Regions from separate parts of the Homo sapiens genome. Here region 2 is linked to region 1. The links are chromatin loops, found by intact Hi-C in ENCODE. Cell type or tissue: endothelial cell of umbilical vein. All regions are shown on one strand. Each heading gives the region's core, and the rest is flanking DNA. Links, peaks and the distances in the headings are about the cores only.

Region 1 (5,386 bases), core at 51-5,050:
GTCAGTATTGGCTACTATGCTTTAAATTTTTTCCCAGTTATGTTGTTTACCTCATTAATACGCAGTTTCAAATCTTAATTTTTTTAAGATTTCAGGAATATCTTGAAATATAGTTTTTAATAATTGTTCCATTCCCTTGCTTTGGTTTTTCTTTCATGTAAAATATCATTCTATCTATGTTGGATGTTCTTTCCCTGTCTTCATCATTTGCTGTTTTTTTAAAAGTCATTCTAATTTTGATCCTAATTTCTTTTTGCATTCACTTACATGTTTATATACTATAAAGTTCACCATATTTGGTATACAATCCTGTGTGTCTTGAAGAATGTATACCATCATGTAAATTTCACCATAACTGAGGCACAGAAAAGCTTCATAGCTTGAAAACGTTTTCTCCTATTTCTCCCTTGTAGTCAAACCCTTTTTTTGCCCTCAGCCCCACAGAAACTACTGATCCATTTTTTCTGTAAATTTACCTTTTTCCGGATTTCATAAAAATGAATCATAGAGCATGTAGCCGTTAACTTCCTTTTATTTGAAACTTCTATCTCATTTTCACGCTGTATTTCCCCTATGACATTTTCTGTATTCCTTGTAGCTTTATATAATTTTTATTCTCCTTTGTGCCCATTTTGGTCTAGTCTTTATTTTTGAAATGGTGTTGTTTGTTTGTTCTTTCATTTGTTCAGGGGGTTATTTATTGTGTTATTGACTAATTTCTGAGTTTTCATAATTCTGGTTTATGATGTTCTTTCACATGGCAGGTTATTGTGTTAATGACTTTGGCTAATTTTAAAACATTAGGATATAGTTTTCCTCTGCTTTGTGGGCTTTAATTGTCTATAAAGAGGTTATTTTGCTTATTATTTTGCTATTATAATAACTCTGAATGATATTTAACCTCAGTTATTTCTGAGGCTCATTTTCACAGGAAATTCATTAGCTTAGAAGTTAGTTCCTTAGAAAGGAACCATGATTTTGTATATTTTCTATTAATAACTTCCTCTTCTGTTGTTCTTATGAAATATTCCATTTTATTCCCACAATTTAATCCACTTCTTTCCCCATTTCCTGCTTAATTTAGATTCTTAGTTTCTTCTCAGTGTGGGGTTCTTCCCTGGAAGAACCTTTGGTTGATTAGTGTTGAGGGACAGTAGGGCCCAGCCTGTTCCAACCCCTTCAGGTCACACTGCAGATAGCTTACACAGCATAAGACTATGCAAACCCCAGCCAGTTTCAACTGTTTTCTCAGATTTGTAACCACAATTTCAGGTGAATATTTGTTGGTTAATTCTTATTCTGTCAAATACTTCATCGCTTTCCTCTGCTTCCACCTGCACATAGGGAAGATTATACCACACAGGCCTTGTAGTTGTTGGTAAATTATTTCCAACATAGATACTTGGAAGTTGGTTTGTTGTTATATTTTTGCCTCATATTTTTCTTCATATTATGTTGTCCATAGGTTTTTGGTTTTGTTTTATTTCTCTGTGAGTTCTTCTAAGGAGATTTGGGGATTTTCAAAAGCTGAGAACCTGTGTAGAAGATTTTAACTCATTTTTTCAGTAACCGATAGAAAAACACAAAAATTAAGTAAAAAAAAAAAAGTTTCAATAACACAGTTAATACTACTGACTTAATTTACACAAATTGAACCCATACCAAATAATGTCATAATACACATTCTTTTAAAGTAAAGTACACATTAAACTTTTTTTTTTTTAATTCTTGGCCATAAAGCAATTATCCTCAAATTTAAAAAGATAGAAATGCAGAGGTTAATAACAACTTCAGACTTAGGTTGGGAGTTACAGCATTGGTTCTCAGGCCTCAGACTCAGGCTGAATTACATTATCGGCTTTCCTGGTTCTCCAGCTTGAAGATGACAGATAGTGGAACTACTACACCTCTCCAATCACAAGAGCCAATTTCCACAATATGTTTCCTGTTTTATACATACATATATCTGCATCTACATTCAGTCGTACACCCATAGCAATGTTTTGGTCAGTGAAAGACTGCACATATTGATGGTGGTCTCAAAGGATTGTAATATTGTATTTTTATTATACAGTTTCTAGGTTTAGATGTTGATATGGTTTGGCTCTGTGTCCCCACTGAAATCTCATATTAAAGGAGGGTCCTGGTGGGAAGTGATTGTATCATGAGGCAGACTTACCCCATGCTGTTCTTGTGATAGAGTTCTCATGAGATCTTGTTGTCTGAAAGTGTGTAGCACCTCTCCCTTCACTTGCTCTCTCTCCTGCTCCACCATGTGAAGTTGTGCCGGTTTCCCCTTCCACCATGATTGTAAGTTTTAAAATATTCTGTTTGGGCCAGGTGCGGTGGCTCACACCTGTAATCCCAGGAGTTTTAGAGGCCTAGGCGCATGGATCACCTGAGGTCAGGAGTTCGAGACCAGCCTGGCCAACATGGTGAAACCCCATCTCTATTAGAAATACAAAAATTAGCCAGGCGTGGTGGTGTGCACCTGTAATCTCAGCTACTTGAGAGGCTGAGGCAGGAGAATTGCTTGAACCCTTGAGGCGGAGGTAGCAGTGAGTGGAGATCGTGCCACTGCACTCCAGCCTGGGCGACAGAGTGAGATTCTCATCTCAAAAAAACAAAACAAAACATAACAACAACGAAAAAATTCTGTTTGTTCTTCCTTACTCGAAGGTTTGTTATTTGAGACATACACTGCGTTTCTTGCACTGTCACATGGCCTTTTTAAAAATAAGGTATTCAGCTCTTAGTAATTGTGCATTAAATGTTTGTTTACTAACTGCCTAGCAACGTAATAAGGCTGTTGGATTTGACAGAACTTGCAGAAAATAAGTGCTGATTGTTTCTCAGAGCTCGCCTTTGTATTTCTGCTAAGTATATTTATTTAGGGTCTGCCCATGAAATGAAAACTGAACAGTGGAATTTGTACTCAGGAAGTTATGTAACACTTTATGGCAGGGCTTAAAACAATGAAAATTCAGCCACTGCATGTTTCAAACAAGTATTTGCTGTGTTGCCAAAGTAGAAAGAGCAGAAGGGAAACATCATGGGAAGAAAGACTATTTTGTTTCTGATTGCAGGGGTCCTTGGGGCATATTATGTTTATACTCCTCTCTCAGATAATATTGAGGAACTCTGGTGACTGGTGTGGATAGCTACACCTGTGAAAATGGTAACAAATTTGGTAAGTTCAGAATTTCATTGTCTCTGTGAATATTTAAGTTTAATCAGGAGAAAATAATTACCAGCTATATTATTTTTAAAACTTTCTGCTGTCTTGGAAATTTTGCTCTTAAAGTTTGCTTGACGATTTTCAAACCTTAAAAAAAAAAACAAACTTCATTCTTTAACACAAATCCCTAACAGAATAAGTATGAAGGAAGTATTCAAGTAATTTTAATTTTAAATATTAGAAAACAAAATATGCTGGCTGAGAAAAACAATCTTACTGTGATTTTCATGGCATGAATACTGACAGAATGAAGCATTTATGAAGTATAAACTTCAGAAAAGGTAGAATTGAGCAGCACTGTGATTAGTTATAGAAAATTCTACACAACAATCTTGGATTCAGGCATGAAAATGCATTCTCACTGAAATATTCTGTCAAAAGGTCAACTGGTAAAAGGTCAAGGGAAATTGAACACACGGCATGATTCTCAGTTGAAGGAGAGTGAGCCGCTGAGGCGACAGGGCAGCTCCCTGGCTGGCTGCCCCCAGTGTCCACACTGGCCCTCGGAGACCTGTGGTTTTTTTCTAGTGAGGCTAACTACTTGGATATGAAGCCATTCATGATTTCCTGGAAACTTCTCTGTAGCAAACTGCCTTCTTGTAGCAAAAGAAAAAGATAATTCAAGGACACTTAGCCTGGATATTTAACACTTGGCTCACACTCTGTTTCCTTGCATATATTTTTTAGGTGTTTCAACATTCTCTACTGGCATTTAATGCAGCTCTGAATAAGTGTGATACATGCCTTATTCTCAAGGTTTTTGTTTGTTTGTTTTTCTATTTTTATGTTTTTTTTAGAGACAGAGTCTTGCTCTATTGCCCAGGCTGGAGTGCAGTGGTCCAATCTCAGCTCATTGCAACCTCTGTCTCCTGGGTTCAAGTGATTCTCCTGCCTCAGCCTCCCAAGTAGCTGGGATTACAGGCATGCGCCACCGCACCCAGTGCATTTTTCTATTTTTAGTAGAGACGGAGTTTCGCCATGTTGGCCATGCTGGTCTCGAACCCCCCGACCTCAGGTGACCCGCCCACCTCGACCTCCCAAAGTGCTGGGATTACAGGCATGAGCCACCACGCCCAGCCCTCTTTGTGGTTTTTTGTTTGTTTGTTTGTTTTAAAGACGGGTTCTTGATCTCTCTGTTGCCCAGGATGGAGTGCAGTGGTGATCATAGCTTCTTGCAGCCTGGAACTCCTGGGCTCAAGTGATCCTCCCACTACTTGGCCTCCTGAGCAGTTAGGGCTATAGGCACATGCCACCATGCTTAGTTATTTTTTTAAACATTTTTTGTAGAGATGGGGTCTTGTTCTGTTTCCCAGGCTGGTTTTAAACTCCTGGCCTCAAGCAATCCCCCAAACCTTTGCCTCCAACACGCTGGGACTAGAGGCATCAGCCACTACATTCAGCCCCACATTTTCATTTTCTATTAGTTACTTAATTTTCTAGTCATTTTATTAGCATATAGAGTTGGTCCTCTGTATATACGGGTTTTGCATACCACATATATTATATTTTTCATCCTCAAGTTTAATTTTTAAAAATCTGTGTGTAAGTAGACTCACTCAGTTCAAACTTGCTAAATGGTCCAGTGTATGTTGTTACTGGACTTGGGTCAGTTTCACTGGAATATAGCTTCAAGTCTTATTTTTAAAAAGTTATTCTGGAATTATTTATAAAAATATTTATTTTGGGTCATTGTTTTGCTTTATTATTTGTATTTATTATGTGTATATATATATATTTATACGCTAAAATAATGTCATTTCTCTTGAAAGTGCTTAGTCTCTTTTTACATTTCACTTCCTTGTGTTTGCTTTTTCGTTTCTATCTTATATAATACCTTGAGTTTCTTTACCTTGGTTTTATTTCTGAAGTTATTTGTCTTTTTTGCCTTATTCCTTTTCTGAGTTCTACCAAGGAGTTCTGGGAACTGCTATTTCCTGACTTCCTCTTCAGGAATAGGGTGGGGACAATTTAGTATTGAAAATAGACAATTTTGTTATTTCTTTTGTACTTATTTAATTTGCATTAATAGGAAAGAGGTTCAGCTAGTTGTTTGATCACCCAGCCCTTTAATCCACATGTTTCCAACTTAAGATAGGAAAGCAAGTTTTTCTCATCCTTGGAATCCCAACATTATAGGTCCATTAGGAT
Region 2 (5,386 bases), core at 54-5,053, 140 kb after region 1:
ACAGCAGATAGAATAGAAGGAGGGTTTAATACCAGACCAATAATAGGGCAATTAATTAGTTTCTTTCTCAAAGGAAGTTCTTGAAGATTAAATGAGGATGATCCCTTATTTTCTGCTACGTAATGAGCAAAGAAGATGTCAATCTAAAGGATAGAGCAAAATAAGAGACTTCTTAGGGGACCAGACATACACTCCTGGAAGTTTGAATGTATATGTAAATGTAGTGACTCAAACTGTTTCTTACCCGGAAGACTGAGAAGACTAAAAGCTTGCTAGATTACTCCATATCAGCAAATATATAAGAAGCAAAAGCAATGTAACTTTTATTAGCCTGGCAAAGACATGCAAGTTTTTCATTGATCAAGGGGAATTAGGCTTGAACCATTTTACTAGTCCTCAGTTCAGAGACCCATCACCTAAGTAAGATGATCATAGAAGCACAAGTTGGAGCTGCTGAGTGGCTCAAAAACGTCTGCTTGAAAACACAAGACCCAGATAACTCTGCATCAAGGAGACTTCCTACAGGTCCTCCAAGGAACTCATACGTGTTGCCCATGCAGGCCACTGTAAGGAGACTTGTTACCTACATGACGTCAAAGACCAGGGACTACAGCAACATGAATCTGACCTTAGAGGAATCTGAGAGCAGAAGAGAAAGGAGGGTATAATCTTAAGGCAGAAAAGGCTTTGAATTAGAATTTTCAGTGAAGTTTTTCTAATAACTGAATATGACCACACTTATCCACATGATTGTGGAGACTGGCAGATATCAGAAGACTTACCCAAAGGTGTAATTTCCAACATGTCCCAGCTAGTAATTTCAAATGGGAGCAGCCTGAAAGCTGAGTTTAGACAATTTTGACTTCAATAACTCCTTAGAATTGTGCATTAGAAGGAGACAAAATAGGGATCTACCTGACAGGGATGCAACAGCCTCTAAGACTGGGATGGGTTGTTGGAAAAAAGAATAGTATTAAATACAATTATAAGACACTAGATCATTTATAAAGTATGGTTAAAAAATCATGATACCATACGAAAGACCTTGTAATCATCACAGAACTGACTTTTGGAGTCCAAATGACTACTGAAAAATCTAGAAATAAAATAGATATTGACTATTATATACTAAACAAATGGCCTAAGTCCGACCGATATACCTTGTTGTTAGTATGCCCTGGGCTTTCTAGTAGAGACAGTAGTTATTGTTAGTTTCAAAGAATGGCTATTAGGAGGCCAGAACAGGTATGAAGAATTTAGTATTCATTTGTTCAGAATAATTTTTTCCTATCCTAAAACAATGGATTGGGGTTTCTCCAGATACCATTTACTACCAGTGACTGATTTACAAGTGTTAGAATATTTAGATAATGTGATTGTATTTGGGAAGACTTTGGAGAAAAAAAAAAAACTAAATCCTTAGAGTGACAGACTATCTCAATGAGTCAGAATTGAATATGTTCCCTAAGAAGTAGGGTTCTGTTCTGTTGTGCCTGCGCCTATTCGTCTGCTAACTTTACAGTAGATATAGTTTCTCATCAGAGCAACTGTTGTCCTTATCTGCTGGCCTCCTTTCAGGAGATTTAGAGAAGTAAAGATGCTCTGAAAGTTTAGCTGGTGTTTCATGCTGTCAGTGAAAGATTACACCTGGATCCTCATTCATTTGACTTGTAAGCATTTGGTTAGCACAAAGCTCCCTCCCATGTGTTCAAAGATGCCCATAGTGGCTGTGGGAGAGAGACGAGTGACCCTATCACCTCCAGGGAAGCTTGGAGTAGGTAGTCTAAACCCTCAACCAGGTGTTCTCCCCCTTAGCTGACTATTAGAACAACCTGGTGAGGTATTTTTTTTTTAATTCAGAAATTCCAATTCAAGTAATCGATTTTCCTTTTAAGGCTTCCCCAGGTGACTCTAATATTTAGTGAGATTAAGCATGTTTGTCTTAATCAAACATCTCAATTTAAATTCTGCTGACTTTAATAACCATTGCACATCACACATTGATGGTGGCTCAGAAGTTGAAAGAGTGGTAATATACTTTTAAAAATTTAATAATTGGAGAATGGAAACTCTGGCATTTGCTAGTCCTTGACTAAAAGCTCAACCTCTTATTCACAAAGTAGACTTTTTATCGAAGAGGTGGGCTACATGAATAAATTTAAGGTGTATGTGTTTGAAAGACCATTTTAAGAGTTGACCAGTAACAACACTCTTACTTCTTATTTATGTCCTAACTGTTCTAAATTGGGTGGGACAGTACTACAAGGTTCACTGGCTATGAGAGTTGTTGCTGGCCAAGGTTAAACCAGAGAAGGCAAATGCTCTGTTAGGCAGGTATCATCCTCAGACACTGATACCCTCTTTAGTGAAGTAGTAAAATCTATTTGGGATGATAACTGAAAGAGCCTCACACAGTTGGGGTGGACAGAGACATGATTGATAATCTAGTGCTTCCACCAGAGATTCTACTAACAGCAACTGAGAATTAAGCAACTTGAAATCTAGCCTCCTTCTAGGTGGAAATGAAGGACTGATAATAGGGCCTTTGAGGCAGATTTGGAGGTATGGATCAGAGTGGAGCGAGAAAGGTAAGCATTCTAGCAAACTGTATCTACATCTTCCCCAAAAGTAGGAGAACCTTATTCAGAGCGTGAAATAAATGATCACCAATTAATGGTATATGATATAGTGTCATCATGCCCAAGGCATTAGTTATGGAAGCAGTTGGTCTTGGCCAGAAATACTGCTCCATTGTGCTGAGAATGAAGCATAATAATTTCCTCTAGGGAGGAAACATGCCAGAATCAATCATATTGTAGGATACAGCAGCTAATGTTCACACAAAATGTGACTATTTTCTCAGAGAAAAATATTATCCAGCAAATCAGCGTATCTGGGAATGACTCAGCCATTACACTCTATAATCAGTATGCATTGACTTTCCTGTGTTTAGAATCAGAGAGACAAAATCTGGACAACTTTCTCCAAGTTATGAATCAGTTTATAATTTCTATGCCCAGATAATTCCAACCTGAAATTTTCCACTTGTTTTCTTTCCAACCAAAGCAATTTTATTTTATTTTTAGTCAATCTGGAAATATTTTTATCAATTAATCTCCACCAAGTATAAACTTGGTGGAGATCAAAAGTTCCTATCATTCCATAGGAGGTCCATGCCAAAGAGACTTAACAAGTTTATTAATCACATGGGAACTCTCCTAGGAGGCAGAAAATACAATAGGTTTTCAAGTCAGGGCATCCAATGTCACTAAGAGTGTTGCTACTAGATTTCCTCTTTGACTCTTAATGGAATTACCAGAGCCTTATGCCCCTCCATGGCTGTTTGTAGGCTGCTTCTCCTAAGTTGCAGGAGAAGCTATAAGGGGTTTGTCTACCATCTTTTATGTTGATTTATCACAGCAATTATATAGAAAAACATTAAAGATGCCCTGTTACAAAGCCTGTAGAATTTAGTTTCAAATAAGCATAAAATACTTGATAGGTAAAATGGAATCCCATGTCTGAAAGTATATCAACTGGGTTTTCATCTTGCATATATGGTGGAGCCAGAGACCCAGAGACGAGGAGTGGAGCTATCAAGCAGTTCTTAAAAACCATTTGTCAATCAGGAAGCTTCACAGAAGAAGCTCTGCAACCCCACTCCCCTGACTCCCTACCCACAAACTCCCAAAATTTACATAAAACTCATGACTCAATGGTCCAAATGAGGGCAATAAGAGTTCCCATTTTCTTCTCCATTAGCAAGGAAGAGGAGAAAGAAGGTGTTGTCCTCTCCTTAAGAGTAGTTCCAGTGTATCCTCTACTTTGAGTAAAGGTGAGAAACATACTATCATAACACCGAGATGTCATGAATGCTCCTCTAAAGACCTTATTCTCCAAGCAGAAGAGTTGAAGCCCACTGGATCAACCCACTGCATGCAGGACAACAATGAGAAATGCATCATGAGAAAAAAGTTGGCTTCTCATGTAGAAGGAATCTGGATATTCACCCAACATCATGGTGGCAGCAAGAGTTCTTTGTGCCATCTCACGTTTCCATTCTGCCTGGCATGCTATTCATGAGCACTGGTTCTGTGTAAGCAATGGTTTCAGACATTGGTGATGAGTAGATAAATACTCGTTAAGTCCCTGACTACTAGTGGATCACATTATAGAGAGGGAAGAAGTAAAAGTTATTATAAAATGTGCTATACCAGCTATAGCAGAGGTATTGAAAAGACACTAAAGAGAGCAGAGAAAAAGGGAGATTTAACTGTATATGGGAAAGAGGTAGAAAGGTTTTACAGGGAATGCCTCATGATGTAGCTGTCACTTGAACTGAATCACAAAGGAACAATATTTCCCAGATATACAAACAGAATAATATTCTATGTCCAAAAACAAACAAGCAGGATTAATGTGTAGTAAAGAATTTGGCCTTGCCCTAAATCAGGTCTGGCTTTTGGGAGATAATCTGTTGTAGCTGATAGGAGTGTTTTTCTTGAGGATAGAAGTTGATTTCCATAGTCTTACAGCAGAAGCTGGCTACGTTAGGACCAATCATGTGATTTAGGATAGGGACTTTGGGCTCATGGTATCAGTCAACCCAGAGACTGAGATCAACTACATAGGCAATTGACAAGCATGCCTGCAGAATGAAGCCCCAATAAAAACTCTGGGCAGCAGAGCTCTGGTGAGCTTCCCTGGTTGGCAGTATTCCATGCATGCTATCAAAAACTGATAATGAAATATGCATGTTGAGTAAAACAAAAACTTGATGTTTGGAATTCTTCCAGACACTGCCCTATGCACCTCTTCCTTTGCTTGATTTTTATCTGTCCCCTTTCCCTGTAATAAACCATTAACATCATAGCTTTCAGTGAGTTTTGTGAAAACTTCTAGTAACTTTTCAAAACTTAGAGTGGTTTGGAGAACCTCCAAACTTGTATTTGGTGTCAGAAGTGAGGGTGGTCTTGTATGGACTCTTCACACTAACTCTGTAGTTGGACTCTAGTTGGACTCTAGCTCCTTTAAAACTGTGTCAGAAGTCTTGTGCATACATGGCAGTATGTGGACTGTGCCCTCAAACCTAACAGTTTGGCTCATTCTGAATAAATATCCATGGTAATTTTTGAAAATTCTGAATTATCTCAGTACTTCAATTTGGAGGGGAGGAGTGAGACATGTAGACTAATGATGACAGATGAGTCTGGAAAGGAAAGGAGTGATTATTTTATGAAAGGTCTGACTCACTGTAATAACTAGTTGGAATATATGAGTCCCGAATTTGAAGTCAAACTTAGGTCAAATCCTGACTCTAACACAGGATTAACCAAGGGAAATTATGTATCCTCTGTTATAAAGTGGTGAGGAGGATGAAGGGGAA

What was found. Peaks named below come from ENCODE experiments on the same cell type or tissue, not always from the same donor. Only the 100,000 strongest peaks of a DNase experiment are listed, where the experiment ranks them.
Region 2: a loop joins it to region 1, with 5 times the contacts of the local background. A loop is called at or near these places in 3 of 110 quality-filtered maps.

What each region holds. Positions count from the first base shown.
Region 1 is chr3:151,767,422-151,772,807 of GRCh38, forward strand. The region is part of intron 2 of AADACL2-AS1 (AADACL2 antisense RNA 1); the gene reads right to left. It also overlaps the pseudogene AADACP1. Among named protein-coding and RNA genes, the nearest start is that of AADACL2, 36 kb to the left of the region's middle. In endothelial cell of umbilical vein, for the core only: no CTCF peak of the experiment used is centred there; DNase peaks (open chromatin) are centred at 1,920, 2,910 and 3,700; H3K27ac peaks cover 3,629 bases.
Region 2 is chr3:151,906,995-151,912,380 of GRCh38, forward strand. All of the region lies in intron 1 of AADACL2-AS1 (AADACL2 antisense RNA 1), which reads right to left. Among named protein-coding and RNA genes, the nearest start is that of AADACL2-AS1, 18 kb to the right of the region's middle. In endothelial cell of umbilical vein, for the core only: no CTCF peak of the experiment used is centred there; a DNase peak (open chromatin) is centred at 2,857; H3K27ac peaks cover 1,796 bases.